Regions from separate parts of the Mus musculus genome. Here all the other regions are linked to region 2. The links are chromatin loops, found by intact Hi-C in ENCODE. Cell type or tissue: heart. All regions are shown on one strand.

Region 1 (8,000 bases), 110 kb before region 2:
AGTGGAAAGAGAGGTCCATTGGTTGTGCAAACTGTATATGCCTCAGTACAGGGGAATGCCAGGGCCAAGAAGTGGGAGTGGGTGGGTAGGGGAGTGGGGGGGATGGTATGGGGGACTTTTGGGATAGCATTGGAAATGTAAATGAGGAAAATACCTAATTAAAAAAAAGAATCGGATTTGGAAACTGAAAAAAGATATGATATGGACTTATTAAAGATGTAGCTTGGCAGTAATATACTTGCCCGGATGTATGCCACCCTGGATTTGATGTCCAGTATTGAAGAGATAGAGAGGAGGGAGGGAGGAGGGAGGCATGGGAGAGGGAGAGGGAAAGAGAATGAGGACAAGAGAGAGAATATGAATATATCTACCAAACTGAGGAATTATTTTTTAAAAAACAAAATCTAAAAGTAGTACTGGGCACTGTGTTACAAGCCTTTAATCCCAGCAGAGGCAGGCAAAATGCTGTGAGTTTGAGGCTAGCTTACTCTACCCAGAGAGTTCCAGGTTAGCCAGGGACACAGTGAGACACTTTCTCAAACCAAACCAAACCATCCCCAAATTTTCACATTCAAAGGAAACCCCAACTCCTCAAACTCCAAAAGGCAGTTTAAATATCCAGAAATGGGCTCAGTCTGGATTGTAGGAGGATTTCTGGCAGTTATATAAAAGTCAGCACTCCTCAGGAACTTGTGAAACCAATTCCCCTCTGTCCAAAAGACATATGTGGTTACGTTGGTGCCTATCAGGATATCAAAGCACACAAATGCTGGCATTCAGGCTCCCTGGTACCACAAATACCTGTTACAGTCTTCAAAGTGCATGCTAGCATCCTAGCCCTTTTCTCCTCCTCAGGTACCCTAACCTCCCTCCAGCCCACAGGCTTCCATTCTGCCAGCTCCTCATTCTTTATAACCCTGCTATTCTTGCTGGTTTTTTTTTTTTTTTCTCTTCCTCTGCTCTGCTTTTCCTTCTCTTACCATCTTTGTCGTCTATCCGCCGCTATTCTCCCTTCTCTCAAAGACATCCATGGCCATGGTCTGATGGTCGTGTTCGGTTTATCTTTTTCTCTGCTCTGGATTCTCCAGATGCCATGGCAGTTCTTTCTTTATATCTACAATAAAAGCCTTCCCTTTAACCATAGCATGGAGTGGACGTGTCATCAGTTTGTGTGTGTATGTGTGTGTGCGAACTATCCCTCCACTGTGCTTCATAGTTCACTAAGGCTCTGACAAACTATTTGTTTTGTGTATCTTAAAAACCAGATTATAGAAATCTAAGGTATTTTTCCATATATCTCAGATGTATTTTTTTTTTTTTAAACAAGGTCTCTGTACGTAGCCTTGGCTGTCCTGGAACTCACTCTGTAGATCAGGCTGTCCTTGAAATCAGTGATCTCCGTTCTGTCTCTTTAGTGCTGGGATTAAGTGTTATGTTTTTTTGAGATAGGGACTCGTTAAGTAGCCCTGGCTGGACTGGAACTTGACATTTAGACTTGACAGGTCTCGACTCCAAGAGATCCACCTTCCTCTGCCTCCTGAGGGCTGAGGTTCAAGGCCTGAGCCATCAAGTATGGCTCAGATATTGTATTTATTCTAAGGCCATTTGGAAATGTAGCAGATTGAAGAGGTGAGTGCTATTAGGTTATTGTGAATACCCTTCCAGAAATGTGACTTCTTCAAAAGATCTCCAGCTCCTCTGGGAAAGCTTTTCTCACATAGCACCTCCTAATAAAAGCATTTTCCTGGGGACTCAACTCCTGCAAGCCTGTCTAGGTGCTTTTATGAGTGTGGCAGTTAGCAGGAGTTACTCCAGTCTGGATTCCGGGTAGGGCAGGCGTCTCCGCCTTAATGCCTGAGGGACAGCTGGCTCAGCGAGCCCCGCCCAGGCTCCCGGGAGCACCTGAGACGGGGCGACTGGCCTTGACTGGAGGCTTTCGCTCTTCCAGCTCATGCCAACCCCCGCCCGCACCCAGGAGGCAAGCGGGAGGAGGATGGTTGATGGAGTCGCCCAGTGGTTGGAGGAGTGCATAGGAAGGGGCCTGGTGCAGCTTTCATAAACTGGTTGGGCCGGTCCTCTGGAGCCTCCGTCCTCTACTGGCTTCCCTGGATGGGTTGTTATGGTAACAAATGACCGAACAGTCCCTTACGAATTGGCCAATGAGAGCCGACCGTCCTTTGCACCGCGTCTCCGAGCCGGAGGTGTTGCGAAAGCCGAGACTCGACCGAGGAAGAAGGCGGTGCTTGGACGTATTGCGGAAGGGCCGGGGGCGGGGCCTGTGACACGCGCGGGCCAGCCAATCCCGCCTGGTGTTTCCAACGGCCCCGCCCCTTACCGCACATTTCCCCTCCCCTAGTTCATTTCGCACGACGCAGCGGTTGGGAACACAGACATTTTCGGAGCTGGAGCCGCCACTGCCGCCGCCATTTTGTGTCTGTGGAGAAAGAAGCCCCGGCGGCGGCTGGAAGCGGACGGAGATTCCCCGTGAGGCTGCGGCGTTTCTTCCCCGAGGTTCCCCCTGGGTCGTCCCCCATCCCCCCTCCGTGGTCAGCATGTGGTGAAGCCGCAGCCGCCGGAGACCCGGGGAGCGAGGCCGAGGCGTCGGAAGGGAGGCGGGGTGTCGAGCGGCTTCAGCTTCGGCGGCGGCGGACCTCGGAGGGGGGCCGCGGCGCAATGTCAGAGCAGACGCCGGCGGAGGCCGGGGCTGCGGGGGCCCGGGAGGACGCCTGTCGGGATTATCAGTCGTCGCTGGAAGACCTGACCTTCAATAGCAAACCGCACATCAATATGCTGACCATTCTAGCCGAGGAGAACCTGCCCTTCGCCAAGGAGATCGTCTCTCTCATCGAGGCCCAAACCGCCAAGGTTTTTATACACCCCGCAGCCTCCTATTCTTCTAATACTCCTTGATTTTAGTGTCAGCCTCATCCCAGGTCTCGCTTCCATCCGAAGGGGGACGGAGTTCCTCCTCTCCAACCCCCCACCCCCGACTCGGGCTTGGTCTTTGGCCCCGGCTGGGAGCGTGGGCCTCTTTCGGGAGGGAGCGGGGAGGATGCAGGGTGGAGCCCCATTTCCGCTTACCAACTCCCTATTTAGGCCACCTCTGACTACGTCCCCACGCTCCACGCATCGGGGACAGCCTTTCGGATGGGGGAAATACTTAGAGGCAGTTGGTGTTTGGGGAGCGAAAGAGTTAAAAAACAAACCATCTTAAGCCCTTGGGAAGGTGGGGAGGGGCTTTCCCTCAGTGTCCTTTTTGGGGAATTGTGCTCTGTGGGTTGGAAGGAGGTGAAGGGGGACCTGGGAGCGAGCTGTCGGTGGGTTGGGTATAGGGAATTGGCCCCGAGTGGAGCAGCGGCCTGTTAGCTCAACATGGCGCCTGCAAAGCACATGATGCGAAAGGGAAGAGAGGAGAGAACCCATTCCCTGCCAGCCAGGCAGCTGCTCTCACCCGTCAGCCCCATTTTGGGGTGGGGGCTGTTGGATCAAACTTTTATTCTCCTCTCGGAGGGTCTGATTTTGCCCCAATGGTAGGAAAATTGGGCTGAGGATGGGGTTTGGGTGTGTGGGGGAGGTCTTATCCAACCTGTAGGTGGAGAATTGGCCCAGTGGGTAACAAATACTTGGAAGTTTCTTTGAAAAATTCAGTCCCTCCTTTTCCTATTCTCGTTTTCTCCCTTCCCTGATAGTGAAGGCTTGCTTTTCTTCACCCCTTGAGCGAAGTGGTCCTTTGCTACCTTCTGTTTTCCCTCTGGTCTTGCTCTTCTGTGGATTCATGTGGGAGCGATATGTTATTTAAGTAAAGTTACTGTTAAACTTAGTTTATATTGAGTCTTAACCGTTTCCCAATTAATACGTTTTAAGTTACTTTTCAAGCTTGTACTTAAGGTTTAGTTTTTTTTCTCTAGTTGTTAGTGATTGCAATTATCAGGATGAGCCTCCTTTTAGCAGAGTGAACCCCTTTTAAAAGGCCACTTTAACAACAACCACCAATATGTTGTTTAGAGACGGTTTCTGTCTAGTGTACAACTGAGTGGTCTGACTCTAATAAATGGTTTTGAAATGTGTGACTGGTATTATAAAATTTGTGAATAAAACATATAAAATATGTATTTGTCTTTTTTATTTACCTTTGTAAGGTGTAGAATCTGTTTCCAAGAATTTTTACTTTTGTGGTTGTGTGTTTTAAACAAAAGTCTTTAAGTGACTTGGGTTCATTCTTCTTTAGGTCCATCCACTCTTTTGGGTAAATCAGTTCACAAGATACACGGTTTCACGTGGTCCTTTCAAATCTTAATTTAAAGAGGGGGAAAAGGTTTTTTTTTTTTCTTTAAGGGCCCAGCAAATTTATCGTGTTCATTTTTGACAGCTAAAACAAGTCTTCACCTTTTCCTGTCGAATGCCTGTGAAGCAGCTGGTTTTTAAAAGTAGTATGAGGTTTAAGAAGGAAGTGCTCCTCATACCCAACTTTTTGTTGATAACTACATACATGTTGGCAGAGAAAATATACCTTTTTTTTCCTTGTTGAAGACTTAACATTAAATACCTTTAAAAAAAGAACAGCACTTGGATTTATAAGAACAAAAGTTTTCATACTATATTTTGGGTTTTGGTATTCACAGCACTTAATATTTAGCAGCTCAGATTGCATTCAAAGGAGACAGCTTCTTGCTGGTTTTAAAATGGACCTACAAGACCTTGGAGAACTGAAAACTTTATGCATTATGTATTTGTGTGTTTTGTTACACAAAGTGGTGAAAATAGGTGGACTACTTTTTCAAGTCAGTTCAAAGTTTTTGAGCACATGTTTCCTGGTTATTTTTGTAAAGCCAGACTAAGTGGCAGATGTAAAAGCCCCTGTGGGGAAAGACTCGTAACCTGGGCCGGGGTGAGGGGAGGGCTCGACATTACTTGGTAGCAACTGGCTTGGTTTAATGCTTCTGGGAGTATATGTTTGTGTCCTTACTCTTTAGCATCTCAGCAATACTAAACTAATGGACTCACACCTAATTTCAGTCTTCTCATAACAGTAGGAAAAGGGATATTACATGGAAGGACTTCACTTGTACAATAAAACAGTAGCCTATTGAACAGATTGTGGTGGTAAAAGAGCCTATTTAAGTGCAATGATTTCTTAAATGGTATAAAACAAGACATAAGGTGAAGACACAGCAAAAAAACATTTGACATGTTGGTACTTAATAGTTTGCCCCCACACAGTGGCTTTGTGAACCCTTTACTAGCACATAAGTTTTTTTTTTTTTATACAGAATTACTCAAACATTTCTTTAGTCAACTTCGGTTGTAAGGGTGATAACAGAAGCAAGAGCATTTCCACACACTTGTTAGGGCAATTTGCTTTATGAAGTATGGCATTGCATACCCCAGAAGTGTGAGCTTGCCCTAGCTACAGGTAGCTCTGGGTAAGTGTTTAGTTAGATTCATGTACACATGGGGTGGGTAATTGGGGGTTCACCTAAGTTTTGTGTCCTTAAATCCTGGGTACTCCTGTGGAGTCAGTTAACAGCTTGTATGGCATGTGTGTTAGTGCTCCTCAACAAGTCTGTGAACCTGCTGATGCTTTCTGGAAGCTTGCTGTTCCTTGCTGTAAAAGCCAGTGGTGGGTAGGCTCTGCAGTTCAACTGGGGCAACCTTACCCTGGAAGGGCTGCTACCTTTATCAGCATCACCACACTGGCTCAGCACAAATTTAGACTCCTTGGTTTGTGCATGTAAGAGGAGAACTCTTTCGACGACAGTCCATGCTGTGAAGAAAATCTTCAGGACATCCAGGTTTCCAGTCCAGTTGAACCTGACTTACATGACTCAGCGGCTCCTCTATCCAGTTTTTCTTGTATCAGTAACAAGCTTGCACTTCTGCATGTTTGTGTGCAAGGTTTAAACGTCTTGCCGTTGACTTCGTATGTGAAGTGTGTTTAAGTTCATTATTTGGATTGTAGAAAAGTAATCTTGATTTTATAGGTAACAACAAAGCGTTATAGACTTTAACATATAAAATTATCCAGTGAAACCAGGGCATCTATCAGAGTATTTGGTTGATTCAAGGTACAACATAAACACAGATCCCCAAGCTGACACTTGGATTACAGAAAATATTTTTCCCTCTCCTTTTATTGCCACTTTGAACACTACCAAGTACACACAAATTTATGTTAAGTAGAGATAATGGTTTTTCCTCTTGATAGTTCTGAGTTTTTTTTTTTTTTTTTTTTTTATGCACAACTAAAACATTTTAAGAGACAAGTACTTTTGAAAACTTTAAAGGCTTATAAAGTTAACATCAAAAGCATTTTGTACCAACAAAGCTAGAGGTCTGTATTGTAGGCTTAAAACCACTTTGAAAGTTAATTTTTTTTTTTGTGGTACTTCACTATACTAAACTTCTCAGTTTCTTTTTTTATACTTCAGGCTCCTTCCTCAGAGAAGCTTCCAGTTATGTACCTTATGGATTCTATCGTGAAAAATGTTGGAAGAGAATATCTCACTGCCTTTACTAAAAATCTAGTTGCAACATTTATTTGTGTGTTTGAAAAGGTATATATATTTAGAAACATTTGAAAAAATTTTAAATGTGTTCCAGATTAAATAAATACTGGTCTTGTGTTGGGTTTTCTTGGGTGGTGGAATGTTTCATTGTTTTGGACATTTACTGTAAAGTGCCTTTTCAAGGAAAGTGGCAAATGCTAGTTTTTTATGTTAGAATATTAAAATGGATACTGTTTAATCCATTCAAGATTTGAATATACCTTAATTATAATTGTGTGTTTTTGAAATGTTTTGGTTATGTGAAGTTATTTGTAGAATATGGACAAAAAGCTAGCTTCCAGGGTGCCTAGTCTTGTAGTTTAAATAGTGTTAGGGAGTATGAAGCCTGAGCCTCCCTGGTTCCTATTAAGTCTTTTCCCCAAAATGTCCTTTAGAGTTGCTACCTTGTTAAAGTGTTAAAGTTTCAGGGATGTGTGAATGTTGGACCAGTTAATTGCTTTAAGTTATTCTGTAAATACTTTAATTCCTCTTTAGTGCTTGAGAGAAATGCTTGTTAGTGTTCATAGCTAGAAATTGTACATTCCATTGTGACATTGTAACTGGTTGTTTGGTTAGCAGGAGGTGTTTTCTGAAGTAATTCACACTGAGCAGTAGGGCCCTTGAAGATATATATTTTAAAGATTCCTAACAATGTAGTTGATGCTATATTTTAAAACTTGTTATAGAAAGTACCAGGTGTCTGAATGGTAGAATTGGGTAGTAGGGTTATTTAAGTAGGTAGAAAAGAAATAGTATATAGAGGAATAGTTTGGGAAGCTATATTTCAGATACTAAAAAGTGTCAGTGGTATGAATATTTGATCTTTGCTAAGTACTAATCACTGGAGGCTAAGGACAGCCTACTTTGTAATAATTAATTTAGGGGAACTTAACCTGGTTTAAATTTCAGTATGTTCCAGTTATTTGGGGTTTTGGTATCTTACTGAATCTAGTTTTATTATAGTTCATAAAAGTGACCTTGTAAATATATTCTCTAACAACATGAATATAGATATAGGGCTAAAGTTAAAAAAAACCTGTCTTACTAATTACTGTATTTTTCTGTTTTCTAAAAAATCTCCTTATATACATTACAGTGTGAACAGGCAAGATATATAATGCCCATTCTTGCCTAGTATTTTGTGTATTAAAATTATGAGGATATCTTTTGTACCCAAAGTAGTAGTTCAAAGATAATAGTCATAGTGTATTGCATTTGGTTGTTAAGATAATTTTCCCTTTCTAACTGTATACTACTAGCAAGTAACTTTAAAAAACATTAACCATCAGGTAAACCAATTTCTGGCTTTATGTTTTCATTCAGTGAGTTTAGTAGGAGCCCTAAAATGTGGAGACTTGTGCTTTTAAGAAGATAAAAAGTTGCCTGGTTGCTTGCTTAAGTCTATTAGATAACCACTTTCCTGATTTCTTTGAGAACTAATTTTGTTAACTTTAG
Region 2 (8,000 bases):
CCTGGAGCTGGAGTTACAGGCATTTACAAGTGCTGCCTGAGATGGATGCTGGGAACCAAAGTCAGGTCTTCTAAAAGTGTCCTTAACTGCTGAGCCATCTCTCCATCCCATTTCTTTATGTGACTTTATTTCTCTGATGTGGGCGTTGATAAGTCTCTGGCACCAGGACTTTGAGTGGGGAAAGTATCTGTTTCATTTCTCTGAAAGGCTTTTGAATATTCTCAATAAGCTATTATCACTGGTCTGATTGTGACATGAGCAATTTGATTCATAAGCACTCCTTAAGAGTCTATTTGATACCAGGCAGTGGTGGTACATGCCTTTCATCCCAGCAGAGAGGCAGTCAGATCTCTGAGTGTTTGAGGCCAGCTTAGGTGACAGAGCCAAGTTCCAGGACAGCCAGGGTTATACAGAGAAACCCTTTTTTGAAAAACAAAACAAGAGTACATTTGACATCTATACAAAACCCTACATACATCATTTTAATTTTTTCAAACTAATCTTGTATGTTTACAGTGAGATAGCAAATTCAAAATTAAAAGACTTAACAATTTACAAAATTTCTACTATAGATCTCTGGACTATCTTGTAGAAAATGACTCTTTTGGAAAAGGCCAAAATTTACTTTTTAAAAAGGCATATAAAATAGAGTTCACTAAATCTAATTATTAATTTATTGGCCGTTTTTAGAACTGAACCACTTCAAAGACATAACTGGTAAGTTTTCTTATTTGTATATTTGTATGTGGATGTATGTATGTGGGTGTGTGCATGTAGAAGTATGTGTGGAGGTCAGAGGTCAGCTTTCAGGACTTGGCTCTCTTCTTCCATCACATGAGTCCCAGGACCAAACCCAGCTCATCAGGCTTGGCAATAATACCTCTGCCTGCAGACTTATCTCGCCTGGTACCAGCTTGTTATTTTTCTATAAAAATTCAAAGAATTAAAGCATATATTCTCAGGGAGTAGGTGGTGGTACATGCCTTTAATCCCAACACTCGGGAGGTGGAGACAGGTGGATCTCTGTGAGTTCAAGGCCAGCCCGCTCTTCAGCTCAAGGACAGCTAAGATTACACAGTGAAACTCATTTCAAACTAACAACTCCAAAGAACATATTCTTACATTATAGTCTAGTGGCATAATGTATATGTTGCTTCAGAGAATCTTGGCAAATTAAATGAACTAACAAAAATGCTTCCTCTCCACCTGAGGACTGATTCAGTACTTCTGGTCATAAGGCTTGGCAATCTGTACTTAGAAGAATCAATCATCTGTAGTGTTTCTGATGTACTGCTAAGTGTGGATAGTAACAAATGAAGACTGCAGCACCATCGACAAAAACGTAGACAAATCACGGCTTCCTCTGCATCTCACCATCTACTTGAAAATAACTATACTGTGGTATTTCCATGGGATAAGGACCAACTTTCAAATTTGCTAGACTATTGACATTTGTCTATAGTAAGCAGTAAATACTTGTTACACTGAACAGGGACACAAACCATGCACTAATTTTAAGGGGAGACAAGATTTCCTCAAGAGTAACCAGACTTCAAGTGGAATAACTTGAAAATTGTACCAAAATATTAACATTTTTCTGGGGTGTTATATTTTTGGTAAAAGTACACAGATAAGTTGAGATTTGAATTATTTCATCAGATTCAAAACAATGCTACCCCTTTGTGTGTGAGGGCACACATACCTAAGGAGAGAACAGAGGAGGTCTTTGTATCCTGCTCTGTCATGCCCTTCCTAAGTCTTTGATAGGGCAGCTTTTATTGAACCTGGAAGTGGCTGGGGGTTCAACTTTGTGTTGTTATGCTTGTGTGCAGCACAAGTTTCTACCAGTGGACCCACCTCGCCACCCTTTTCTGAAAAGTCCACCAGAATGTGTATTTATAATAACTACCTAAATATGGATTCAAAGATGTGACTAATTCTAGCAGCTAAACAGTAGCCTTGCAAGGGCAGCCTTGATTGAAAGTCAGCGGAACAAATACAATTAAATAACAGGGTGAAAACAAAACAGTGGCAAACAACAAAACCACACAAGTGTGGAGGGCGGAGAAGTGTTTTTGGGTACTGAATAACTCAGTTTATCATCATACACAGATCCAGGAAGAACGAAATGTGGAGGTTGGGATGCCTTTTACGGCGGAAAAACTGAAAAGCACAAGTATAAAAAAAAGCCTTGGAAATAGTTCTCAGAGTAAAGTAAGATATTCTCCAGGATATACAGACTAACAAAGTGTTTGGAAACGCATAGGTTCCAGGACACTTAAAAAACAAAACAAAACCCTACTATGTGATTTGTAAATCAGAACACCCGCAAACTACCTAAGAGTTCATAAATGGAGACGGAACCCCGCCCCGCGCCCCCACCAACTCAAGCCGAGAGGAGGCGCAGGTCCGCAGGGGCTGGGTCTAGGAGGAAGGAAGCCCTCCAGCCAGACCCTGTCTGGAACGCCCAAGACCCACCATCCCCGGAGCTCGCGGGTGGCTCTGCGCGGGTGGGCGGGGCCCTGCAGGGGGTGTGTCACTCTCGCGGACGCCTGAGCGGGCACACCCGCCCGAACCTTCTCCCTGAGCGAGTCTTCGTCTCACCTCTCCGCAGGGCGGGTGACAGACGCCCATGAGGAGTTGAAGTCCAGCGGATTCCGCCGCCGTCAGGGCGCAGGAACCGCCAAATCCAGCGGCTCCTCATAGTCTCGGAGCCCCGCAGGTCAGCAAGGGGAAGCGGAATACGCGTTGATTTTCGCTGAGGCTTTCGGACAATGAAGTCCTCTCACCATCAGGATGCTGGGAAATGTAGTTTCCGGTCTGTCACCAAAGCACCTACTTGAGAGGTTTTTCTTCTACAAAGCTAGGCCTCTTCACAGAGCCACACTTAACACGACTCAGAGCTTATCCCCCTAGCACATCGCCCTTTTCCCATCTCTTCCCGCCTTTACCGCCCTAAGAAAGCGGGGTCTTGGAGAACCTTCTGGCGCCCATTTGCGGGCGGCGAGTTAGTCCCGCAGCAAGCTTCCCAGACCGAATCCAGCGTAGCAGCATAGCATCATGGGACCCGCAGTCCTTGCTGCTGAGGATTGTGGGGATGAGACCGCGTTGTAGCATCGACCAGTGCCCGTGGAAGTCCAAAGCGTATCACACACTTGCAGTTTCGCGTCTCTCTGCTTGGCCCTCTGGTGCACTGGAGGACCAACTGTTTTAGGCCTTTTCTTCAGGGAAACGAAAATTCTCCATTTCCTGGGTCGGCATTGTTCATGATTTAACATTCTCCAACTTCAGTTACCAAAGTCATTGCCCCACCTGGTAAAACCTTGAAAGCAATGTACTAACTAGTCTGTCGCTTACCCAGATTGCAACTTTGTGGGAATCAGCTACCCACCAGCCACCATTTCAAGCACTGAAGCTCATTAAAAACAAAACTTGGTTCCCACCAGCAAGCACTTTAGTAGATTACACATAGAAGGAAATTAAAATGATTCTGTCGTGGGTACTAGGGACAGAGACAGGAGAGACAGTTCTCCTGGGCTGCCAGGTGGGTCCCTGGTATTCAAGCGAAGCACTCTAGACTTTAAAATATTTTCCAATTTCATTTTCAGAAATATCTGAATGCCAGCTAGGTTTAAAGATTAATAATTCGAAGAACAAAGAAAGAATTCCAACAACAATTTAAGTTCTTACTGTACAGGATTTTTTTCCCAGGCTATGTGGGGATTATAAGGATTTCTGCTCTCCAAGTGAAAGACCCACAACATGAGGACTCCCCCACGTTCTGACTCAGGAGAGGCGACACCCCAAATCACGCATGAGAAACGGTCTTGCTGCAAACTGCAAGAGGACTTTTAATTCAAGAGTGCTCTCGGGACCACAGTAATACACCACGCAGGGGTAGAGGTCCCTGGCGCCCCAAGTAGCTGGGTAAGGGGGTATTTAAAGGAAGAAACCACAACTCAAGGAAGTGGGGAAGGCATTGTTGGAAAATACCAAAGATACCAGTTAAGAGTCAAAAGGAAGTGCAAAGTCACAAGAGTCACAAGGAATACCTGGTAATTGTTCGGGTTATCTCTCAAGACAGTTTCTAAGAGCCCCTAACAATGGCACATTTGCATAGCGGGTTCCAGCAATGGTCAGGGGGGGGGGGTCAGGGTAACTTTCTTTGAATGAACACTCTTTGAACCCAGGAAGCGGTGGGTAGAGGAATGTCTGTTTTATGACTAGCATACCTTGGAGCATTGAGTCACATTCCCAAGCCTGGGCCTAAAGGCCCAGAATTTTGCTTTTATATTTTTTCACAAGAACTTGTAATAGAAAAACAGGAGAAGGTAGAGAATAAGGAAACAGTAATATCTTAGTATCATGTAAGTTTTTAAACAATTAATCTTCTAGTCCAGCTGAGAGTGGGATGTTGGCCATATTTGCAATAGCCAAGCTATAGAGAAAGCCTAGGTGCCCATCAACAAATGAATAAGAATTATTATGTGTACAATGGAGTTTTATTTAGTTATAAAGAAAATCAAGGGCAGGAGAGGTGGCTCAGCCATTAAGAGCATTGACTACTCTTCCAGAGGTCCTGAGTTCAGTTCCCAGAAACCACATGGTGGCTCACAACCGTTTGTAATGGGATCCGATGCTCTTTTCTGGTGTGTCTGAACACAGCTACAGTGTACTCATATACATAATTTTTTAAAAAAGGAAATCAAATTCATGACATTGGGGTGGGAGTGGGGGAACGGGAGAGTATCATATTAAGCAAAGTAAGGCAGATACACAAATACAAACATCCCGTGTGTTTCCTCATATGTGCAATCTAGCGGTGTGTATATGTAAGGCATAAAATAGAAGGGGAGGGACTATTAGGAAAGAGAAAGGGGAGAGTAGCAGGAGCAGGTAATGGGGACTAAACAAGCATAAAGTCATTATACTTTTGAAAAGGAATGCCATTACTAAACCCATCATGTGTACAGTGAATGTACACTAATAAAAGAATTTAGAAAAGATGGGAGAAGTAGGATTCAAACATGTTTTCAAGGATTTCTAGTAAGCAGAGATAATAGGACCCAAAGAGAGGGTTAGAGTGAGCAGGCACAAGTTATTAATCCCGTTCTTATTTGTGGCCTTTGCATACAATGCTTTTGAAGCTTGGAGAAAATTTTCTAATGTATTAGATCAACTTCTTCATAAAAGTCAGATCCCAGTTGAAATGCCTCCTTATTAAGCCTTTATGCCATGTGCACATTTGGTGCTTTAGTTAAGAACACAACCTTTTCCTGTCACGAGCTTATCTATGTCCTTCAGGAGGGTGGTAACCACATCTATTGCTATAGTCTCTAGTGCTTAGCATGGTGCCTGGCCCATAACAAGCCTTTGAAAAATATGCATTAAATGAATCTGTGAGTGATCATAATTTGGTAAAGAAACCTTTAGATGGGGCAAAGGAATACATGGACACTGGGTAGAATTAGAGAAAATAGAGGTGAAAAATGAATGAGTAAAGATTTTGAGTTTCATACAGCAGACTCAAGAAATTTTGAAAGTTTTTGAGCCACAATAAGTTAAGAGTCCATTTAAGTCTCTTCCCAGGAGTATTCACCAATGCGGGCAAAAGCATCATTTCCTGTGCCACTGGTGTGAAGTGGCCTGGGCATTGGAAATGCAGCTTCTCTGAAGTAGGCTAGTTTGTCCATAACTGAAAGGCTGGCAGCTTAGCAGAGGCAATGAGTGCCATTTTATCATCATGAAAGACCACTTTTATTACTTTTTACTTTTGTGCTCATCAAGTTTAGAGAAGTACTATTTTTTGCCAACCGCATATATAATAAAGCCATTACTACTTTTCCAGTTTTCAAGTAATTTGTGCTAAATTACCTCATTAGTGAGTGGGAGAGGAATAGTGCTGATTCAGGGCCACGGTGATAAATACCCAGCAGAAGGCAAAGATACTTGCTGGTTTCTTTGGTGGGCGTCCAGGCTCATCTCTACAATGACATAGCATGTTTAAACATTTGATCGCATATGTGGAAAACATGGGAAGGTTTCTGATCAAGACACACAGCACACACCACAGGACCCCTAGCACACCCAGGACCTTGGGATGACAAGTGAGTGGAACGCAACATCAGCTCCAAAGAATCATGGAGGGTCTTGTGCCAGTAGGAACGGGGACAAAGGAACCCCACCTGACCACAGGGGTTCCAGTCGGGGCCAGTCCCGCCATCTTCTGTGTGAACCTGGCAGAGGGCACCAAGGTCCTCAGAGGACTCTCCATGCCGCAGGACCCCTAGCACACCCAGGACCTCGTGATCACTGGAGAGCACGTGGGCGACAGAAGCAACAGAGCTTCTTGGACAGGGTCCCTTTGGGCCTTCATCCCTAGCCAGCCGGGAGGCAGAGCTGAGACTCAGATCCCTGGGCACCTTCCTTGCCAGATGAGAGTCGGCCTACAAGGGAGGGCTCTGACCCCAGGACTCAGGAGGTGGATCAGAGCTCCAGAATTCTGGACACCTGCCCTGCAAGAGGAGAGCTTGCCTGCAGAGAGTGCTCTGACCACTGGGACTCAGGACAGAGTTGGACTCCCAGGAGTACTGACAGAGGATAACAGAATCACAGGAGGATCAAGCTCCAGCCAGAGACAGCTAGAACATTAACACCAGAGATTACCAGATGGCGAAAGACAAATGTAAGAATCTTACTAACAAAAAACAAGACCACTGGGCATCATGAGAACCCAGTACGCCCACCACGGCGAGTCCTGGATACCTCAACATGCCCAAAAAGCAAGACTCGGATTTAAAATCATATCTCATGATGGTGGTAGAAGATTTTAAGAAGGGCATTAATAACTCATTTAAAAAATACAGGAGAACACTGCTAAACAGGTAGAAGTCCTTAAAGAATTACGGGAAAACACTGCTAAACAGGTAGAAGTCCTTAAAGAGGAAACATAAAAATCCCTTAAAGAATTACAGGAAAACACAACCAAACAGGTGATGGAATTGAACAAAACCATCCAAGATCTAAAAAGTGAAGTTGAAACAAACAAACAAACAAACAAACAAACCAAAAACCAAACAACAACAACAAAAAACCAAACCCAAAGGGAGACAACTCTGGAGATAGAAACCCTAAGGAAGAAATCAGGAACCATAGATGTGAGCATCAGCAACAGAATACAAGAGATGGAAGAGAGAATCTCAGGTGTGTCATGGACACAACAATCAAAGAAAATGCAAAATCCAAAAAGATCCTAACTCAAAACATCCAGGAAATCCAGGACACAATGAGAAGACCACCCCTATGGATAATAGGAGTAGATGAGAATGAAGATTTTCAACTAAAAGGGTCAGCAAATATCTTCAACAAAATTATAGAAGAAAACTTCCCAAACCTAAAGAAAGAGATGCCCATGAACATACAAGAAGCCTACAGAACTCCAAATAGACTGGACCAGAAAAGAAATTCCTCCGGACACATATTAATCAGAACAACAAATGCCCTAAATACAGATGGAATAGTAAAAGCAATAAGGGGAAAAGGTCAAGTAACATATAAAGGCAAGCCTATTAGAATTACACCAGACTTCTCACCAGAGACTATGAAAGCCAGAAGATCCTGGACAGATGTTATACAGACACTAAGAGAACACAAATGCCAGCCCAGGCTACTATACCCAGGCAGACTCTCAATTACCATAGATGGAGAAACCAAAGCATTCCATGACAAAATCAAATTCACACAATATCTTTCCACGAATCCAGCCCTTCAAAGGATAATAAAGGAAAAACTCCAACATAAGGATGGAAACTACAACCTAGAAAAAGCAAGAAAGTAATCCTTCAACAAACCTAAAAGAAGACAGCTGAAAGCACAGAATCCCAACTTTAACGACAAAAATAACAGGAAGCAACAATTACTTTAATTTCTCTTAACATCAATGGACTCAATTCCCCAATAAAAAGACATAGACTAATTGACTATACAAACAGGACCCAACA
Region 3 (8,000 bases), 270 kb before region 2:
AAAAAGTCATTCTAAGTGAGATATCCCAAATCCAAAAAAAGCAAATATGTTTATGCATTCACTTACATGGGGATATTAGGTATTAAGTCAGTGATAACCAAGCTACAATTTAAAGAGTCGCAGAAGTTAGATATAAAGTAAGGGTTTAGAGGGGACAGTTTAAATAGCAGAAATGGTTATGAGGAGAGACAGCTAAAATTAAGGGCCAACTGAGGGGTAGTATGGAAAATTAACACGAAGAAGCTTCCTAAGACATAAACAGAAGTGAAGGCAATCTAAATGAAATCTCCAAAGAGAGAAGAAGAGTCCCCAACTGATCATCTCTTGTTAGTAAATGAAGTTTCCATTACTGGGATTGCGTTACATCTCCTTGAGTTGTTGGCCAAAGGGACCCCATAGGATCCCCCAAACAACCTTGGTTTTTGCCAAGACTATAGGTTGCTCTCCACAAACTGACAGCAAGGCCCCATTGCAGAAGACAATACCTATACAACTCACTAAGCATAGAGAAGTCAAGCTGGTGCCTACATTGAGCATTCATCCCTGTGGTCTAGTTAGTGTCTTTGGTACACTGGTTGATGTCTTTCTGTACACTACCAAAAGAGAATGTGAACACCAAGCTAGCCACAAAGTCTTAGATCTACAATGCTGTCCTGCCTACAGGATATACTAGGGCAATAGTAGCACAAAGCTTGTGGAAGTAACCAACTAATAACTGATTTGACTTAAGGCCCACTCAACAAGATTGCACTCATACCAACACTACTTGGGAGTCCAAGAACCAGAGAATGGATAGCCCGGAGACCTAAGGTAAAACCAAATACTACTGTTGTTTAAAGGAAATAAAAACGTAGCAATAAAATTACTCTTAATAACAATCTGCTACACTCATAGATCATATCAGGACCTTGCTCAGCTATAATCAGAGAAGCTCCCTCCTGCAGCAGATGGGAACAAATACAGAGATCACAACAAGACATTATGCAGAGTGAGAGACCTTGGAACACTCAGCCCTAAACAGGATGTCCCCATCAAATCCCTCCCCTCAAGGCTCAGGAAACCCTGTAGAAAGGAGGGTAAGAGCCAGAGGACACCAAGAAAACACAGCACTCTAAATTAATATGATCAAGGCAAATATGAACTCACAGACTGAAGTAGTATACACAGGCCCTATACAGCTCTTCACTAGGTCTTCTGCATATATATTATAGCTTCTAATTTAGTGATTTTACAGGATTTCTTTTTTTTAGAGATTTATTTGTTTTATGTATATGAGTCTTCTATCTACATGTATACCTGCAGGCCAGAAAAGGGCATCAGATCCCATTACAGATGGTTGTGAGCTACCACATGGTTGCTGGGAATTGAACTCAGGACCTCTGAGAGAGCAGCCAGTGCTCTTAATCACTGAACCATCTCTTCAGCCCCGTTATAGGATTTCTGAGTGTGCAAAAGACTGCATTTCTTATTCTTGTGCCTCCTCTTGGGAGTTTTCCTTCTGCTTGTCTTGTCAAACACCAATGTGTGAGTTTTTGTTTTATCTCATTATTTTGTAGAAGACTGTTTATTTTACTAATGAGAGACAGAAATGGTATGAACTTGGAAGAGTAGAGGGAGGAAAAACTATAATCAAAATATATTATGTGGGAAAAAAATCAATTTTCAGTAAAAGAAAAAAAAAAACATTTGCTCAGCTTGCTGATAGCCATAATTTGTAACTTAAGGATGCTTTCTGTAGTTTTCTATATTTCTAAAATTCAAGTCATGACAGCAGAATTCCTTCCCAGGGAGAAAATATTTTAACAAGTAGGTAGTTGATGCCGCTTTTTCATCACAACCAGAAGAGCTTATAATTATATGATCCATTTTATAGCAATCGCATGTATGTGTGCGTGTGCACACAAACATGTACCTGAAGACCAAAGGTCAAACTTGTTCTTCAGATGCATTCCACCTTAGTTGTGTTTTTGGGTTTTGTAACAGTCTTTCAATAAGGCCTGGGACTCCATGATTAGGCTGCCCACCAATGCTCAGGGGTGTGCCTATTCAGCCTTCTGTGAGATTACAAGCAAAGGCCAGCACACCAAGGTCTTTTCCCTGGGTACTAAGGATCTAACGTGGGTACCCATGCTTGTGCAGCAAGCACTTCACCAACTCAGTTATCCCCCAGGCCCTGTGATTCCATCTTAATGATTGCATTTGTCACCATAGAAAATCAAGGGTTATTTTTCTGGGTTTCTCCCACATTAAATAGACTCCCTCCTCCTACAGGATGAAACAAACTGCAGCATTTCCCTTCATGGATTTCCGAAACACAGGAGGGATGTCTGAAGTCAGCATAAAGTAAGAAGAAAAACATTCACCAAAGTAAGCTAAAAAAGAAACAACAAACAAACAAACAAGAAACCCTGCTTCAATATGAATTCCTCATCAACTTCAAAGATTTCTTTTATTTTTACACGATCTTCTATTACACCCACACTGATAGGAAAGTCAGCAATATGTTTATTTTCCTAAATCATCACTATCGTATAGAACTAATTTCAGGTTCTCAGTTCTATAACTGAATGTTGACTACAACTCAGGAACTATACTATATTCTTGGAAGGTACCAACACATTAGTAATAAATTATCATAAATTTTCTGATGCACTCAAATCAATTTCCTTCCTCATTAGCCCTTACTTACCTACTAACACAGTGATGACTTTATTGCTAGCATACTGTTCTATCTCCCGCAACCACTCAGGAAGGCAGCGGAAGGATTCCTCACAGGTGATGTCATAGGTAAGGATCAAGGCATTGGCGCTTCGATAGTAACTTTGAGTGATGGAGCGAAATCTCTCTTGACCTGCGGTGTCCCAGATCTGTAACTGCAGAGGCATAATACAGGGTTCAGCTTGGAAAAGCACAAAACCAAAGAGCACGGCCTTGCTAGAGCTCAGAAATGAGAATATCACACAAACAATTTCATGGTTGGTTTCTGCCCTGAAAAGTACTGTTTGCTGTCAAGTGTTTCTAAGTTTGGGGAAAGAGCTTTATCTCTTCCGTTTTTTTTGTTTGTTTGGTTGTTTGTTTGCTTGCTTGCTTGCTTGCTTGCTTAAGACTTTTTTATTCTCAAAACACCAAACCAAGGTCTGTTGTTCATTATTATATTCCAAGCTCTATTCTTTTCATTTTATATGTAATAATTCAGTCTTCACAATAACCCAATAAGGTAAGTATTATTATACTACACTTCCCTCATCAGTAAACTAAAGCACCGTGAGATCTAGTCACTTGATCAATGTCTCAGACAATTCGACACTCACTATGGACTCTGCGTTCTTGCCCATAAGCTGGGTACACAAACATTGCAATAGAGAGCAAGCTGTTGTTTTGTGGGCATTGGCACTTCAGTCAGCAAGCAAGAGAACAAAAATATAACCTCCTCAACTTCCAGCTTTCCCAGTTTAAAATTCTAATGACCATATCAAGACACTATCACTGTTAATGGAAATAGAAATGGTACTATTAGAGCCATGCCCCTCCTCCACACACCTAAGCTCTATGACTTTAGGTCACAGAGGCCTCTTCTCTAGATACAACTCTAACTATAGAGCAGAGTTTGGGGAGATAAGAATATCACCAAGAGCTTTCCTCCTAACTATAAACTCCATAGGTCACAGGTAAATTAACCTCCATACTAATTTCTCAGGTAAGGCCTTCTAGAACCTCTCCCCACCCCCCACATCTGCCCCCAGTCTCCCTGGCAGTATGTTGTATCATTTCTCCAACTGGCATATCTTAATCACAAACTTGAAATAATTTGATTAATGCCTGTCTGGCCTATTTGATTTAAAGTTTCGTAACAGGAAGAGTCACCTGTTTTACTCACCACAAACTGTGCGCCTGGAACAAAAAGCAGATGTTCGTCTTACACTGATGGTCTTAATTGTCCTTTACCCCTTCCCAGTGAGTGAAGTAGGCAAGTTTAATAATAATTGTTTCTTCTACCCGTGTACCTACAAAGCTGGACATCAGACTCCATGTCTTCTGTTTCCATGTCAGAACTCAGTCTGGCATGCCCTCCCTGTTGGTTTTGCCATTGCATGCTCATTAAATGGACATCTACATCTAGCAGTCACTTGGTGTCACTCTAGCCCCATAACAACTTAGCTGAAGACACTGAGTAGTGACCAGTAGCCCACGTTGCAAGCCGGCACACATATTCTCCTTTGATTTGAAGTTGCAGCAACTCTTTGATAATATAAAATGAAGTCTGTGTGTGCTAAATCCAAACATACACATGACAGTTTGTGCTGGAACAAAAGCTATTTCTCTTCTCTGCCTCAAAGTCGGGCCATGGTCCTCTTCTGCCAAGATGTGCCTTAGAATAGTAGGCTATTGTTTTAAAGCCCCATTCAGCCTCTGCAACTCCTTTGACCAGATTTAGATACTGTCAGTCATTAGAAAACACTGTGACCATGACTGTAACGTCTTAGGAACTGCTTTAAACATCAAAATATTTTCTAAAATAGATACTGTATGGCCTTGCCAAGATATTTGCCACCTTCTCATAGAGGACTGCCTGTGTCTAGCCTGAGAAATGATTATCTATTGCTCAAATTAGTTTCATCACCTTTCTCCATAATCCATTTGTCTCTTTTCATCCTTTGTAGGGTACCAGATAGAAGATGAATAAAACACAACCCTTGATCTAAGAGGTCATGGTCTACAAAGAACCCAAATCTCCAACTAATTAGCAATGTCCTCTCAAAGAGGAAGCAGAGTGTCTAAAAACTGTAGTCTCTCCTTTGTCAATGCGTCCTCGCAACACTGCAGCGGGGCATCCCCTTGCCACTCTCACCTACAGCACAGGGCACTACACTGCTCACCTGCCCTCTTACTGCACTGCTCTTGCTTTCCTGTCACAGCAATGCCTGGTCAGTAGTTTGCCAGGCTGTCCTCTTTAGCGGACAGAGTTCTTTAAGGACCAAGGTTGTCTCTCTGACTCCATACCTCTGCTTCCTTCCTAACACAGTATGTTGTGAGCACAGTTGAATGACGGTTAACAAGATGAACGTAGGATTGTGGGATCACAAAGGAGGAATTGATTATCTATTCTTAGATGAGTGGAGTTTGAAAGATCTCAAACAAAATGTTATCAGAGCTGGGTATTAGTGAGTTCCAAAGATTAGTGGTGCTTCACCTACCATGGAGCTCTGCACTAAGCATCAACTGTAACACAAGCTGGGCAAACAAATCATCAAAAGAATAAACATGTGAGATGGGCTCATCACTGGGCAGGCAGAGGCAGGCAGAGGCAGGCAGATCTCTGTGAGTTCAAGGCCAGCCTGGTCAACAAAGCTAGTTCCAGGACAACAAAGGGCTACACAAAGAAATTCTGTCTCAAAAAAACAAACAAAGACAACAACAAAAACCTCCTCTATTATAATCAGGCTAAGGTGTTAAAAAGTAGGCTGGGGATGGAGAGACGGCTCAGCAGTTAAGAGCATGGCTACTCTTCCAGAGGGCCTGAATTCAATTCCTAGCAAATACATTGTGGCTTACAACCATCTGTAATAGGATCTGATGCCCTTTTCTGACAGGCAGGTGTACATGCAGATAGAGCACTCACACATAAAGTAAGTAAACAAGTAGGAACACCAAAAAAATCCCTCTAGCTTTTAAAAAAAATTAAGCTAACCTTACATTTGTATTTGTTACTCATTAATTTGTGATAGACTGAAAGCCAGTGGGTGAGGCTGAAGACCATCATGCTACATCTTATTTCCTTATGCACAGTTTTCTTTTGTTTTTATAAGTCATTCAACATGGTAGGTTAGAAATAAACCACAGGCAACTTGACCTGGACTAGCCTACTCATTTCTTATGAGATGTTAGAAGTCTAAAGAGCTGTCAATGGCAGCGACTGAGCTGTGAATATAAACATGAGTAAGCAGAAACGCCTGCTCTTGGAGAGCTTGTGGTCTTATGGTGGAATCCAATGACAAAGAAGATGGAATTTTAGTCATGTAATAAGCACTTAAAAAATGAGATCAGGGCTAACAAAATGCCCCAGTGGGGAAGGGCCAAGTTTGATCCGCAGACTCCACATGGTGGAAATAGAGAACTCTTCTAACTTGTTCTTCAGCCTTCACATGCATGCCAAGCTCATGCTCAAACACATGCATAGACACAGAGATACAAGTTAATACAAATAAAGATTTAAAAAGTGAAGCCATTGGTTTTGAAAATAAAATAAACAGAATGCCTAAGCTTGACAGTCATGAATGGAAAAGAGCCCGTGGTGTAACCGTAAGACCATTCCTGATTTTCCCTTGTTCATGGCACAAGCCAAGTCCATGGTAGGCACCAACATTTCCTTTCTTGCTTTTTTTTTTAGAACTATTTCTTTATGTTTATGAGTATACTGTAGCTGTCTTCAGATACACCAGAAGAGGACATCGGATACAGACGGTTGTGAGCCACCATGAGTTTGCTGGGATCTGAACTCAGGACCTCTGGAAGAACAGTTTTAACCACTGAGCCATCTCTCCAGCCCAGGCACCAACATTTCAAGTCAAACAAATGAATGCACAAGTACATATGCAAATAGCAATTTATATCTGGGAAGGAAACTCATGAAAAAGTGGTTATCCTTTCCTGATTCCTTAGGTTGGCAACTACCTTCTCTAGAATAAAAGAAAACTACAAAAGGTTCTTTCTGTCAGAATCTCTTCAGCCTGCTCCTGTCTCCTGTCTCCTGTCCCTGGACCCTAGCTCGTCTTCTTCATTTCGTATAGGTTTCTGACCTTCTGGTTGGCATTTATGTAGATTTTAGAGCCTGCTTTTAGCTTCCAGTATCCCAGCTTTCTCTTCACCACTATACTTAGTATAGATGTCTCTCTAGTAAGGAACTATTTTAAAGAGTCAAGGCAAAAGAGAAAAAGAAGGTTCCTGTCTCTCATCTGGACATGAGAGGAGCCACATGTCAGCCCTTGTGTGTGATGCTATCTATGAACTGCTGAAAGAATGCCAGGAAGCATCTCTACCCTTCCCAAGGCACGCATAAGATGTGAAGGAACAATCAAATGGGAGAAGGATGCAAAGAACACAAACCAAATGTGGGATGCTTAGGTCGAGACTTAACTACCATTCTAGTACCAGTATCCTTTGATGCTCCTGACTAGAACTTTCCATGGGACTTGACTCTGAAGATCTGAACAAGAAGTTTCAGAAAGTGAGTGGCAGTACGAAACATCAGTATTCTTACCTCCTTTCATGCAGTTTAATTTCTCTTTGTATTTTTTAAATTTTGTGTGTGTGTGTGTGTGTGTGTGTGTGTGTGTGTGTGTAGATGGATATGAAGGTAAGTATAAGTACCTGTGAGTATAGGCCAGAATAAATTGTCAGACAGTATAAGCATCCCTAAATGGGTGCTGGAAACAAAACTCAAGTCATATATAAGAGAAGTATGCACTCAGTCTCTAAGCCTTCTCTCTAGCTCTTCACTTCATACCTCTTCCAGTCATCACCTTCCTCATTTTCTTGATACGAGGTATTGAGCCTATTGTGCCTTCCTTATCCTCTTATCCCACAGGTGACCTCACGGAGTTAGAAGACTAGAGGTCAGCAAGTGAGGTTCATATCCTGTTCCTCTCCCTTCCAGACAACAGCCCTGGTTAAATAAGTTAATTAAGTAACCTCTGAAGCGTATACAATCAGGACAATACCATCTACTTCCCAGAGATCATACTAAGAATTAGAGTGGCAATGGTAACATAGGTAAAAGGATCTATCAGAGGCACTGACTTACGATACATATTCAATGAACACACTACTCCTGTTTCTATACATACTACACTACTTCTAAGTACCAAGGCACCAAGTGGAAGGCAAAGTAGGGATCAAAGGTCTTTTCTTAGACATTTAGAGTTCTAACATAAAGGTACAGTGGGAGAAAGGATAATTTTAATATGTGACTAAATTACCTACAGCAAAATGTGGGGATCAGA

What was found. A loop is a pair of places that touch in the nucleus more often than their neighbours do. Peaks named below come from ENCODE experiments on the same cell type or tissue, not always from the same donor. Only the 100,000 strongest peaks of a DNase experiment are listed, where the experiment ranks them.
Region 1: it touches region 2 in a loop (7-fold over the local background); 4 of 42 quality-filtered maps call a loop at or near these places.
Region 3: a loop joins it to region 2, with 1.9 times the contacts of the local background. A loop is called at or near these places in 3 of 42 quality-filtered maps.

Annotation. Positions count from the first base shown.
Region 1 is chr7:92,664,294-92,672,293 of GRCm38, reverse strand. Pcf11 (PCF11 cleavage and polyadenylation factor subunit) reads left to right here and starts at 2,382. Exons shown (of 16, transcript NM_029078.3): 1 at 2,382-2,865; 2 at 6,429-6,554. The coding sequence starts at 2,674. In heart, a CTCF peak has its summit at 3,564; DNase peaks (open chromatin) are centred at 2,233, 3,153 and 3,373; H3K4me3 peaks cover 4,122 bases; H3K27ac peaks cover 2,619 bases.
Region 2 is chr7:92,556,240-92,564,239 of GRCm38, reverse strand. Ccdc90b (coiled-coil domain containing 90B) reads right to left here and starts at 3,091. Exons shown (of 9, transcript NM_025515.3): 1 at 2,605-3,091. The coding sequence starts at 2,704. In heart, CTCF peaks have their summits at 2,414 and 3,204; DNase peaks (open chromatin) are centred at 2,769 and 3,069; H3K4me3 peaks cover 1,963 bases; H3K27ac peaks cover 2,039 bases.
Region 3 is chr7:92,824,399-92,832,398 of GRCm38, reverse strand. Rab30 (RAB30, member RAS oncogene family) reads right to left here. Exons shown (of 5, transcript NM_029494.2): 4 at 2,690-2,873. Among named protein-coding and RNA genes, the nearest start is that of Ddias, 46 kb to the left of the region's middle. In heart, a CTCF peak has its summit at 4,131; no DNase peak of the experiment used is centred here.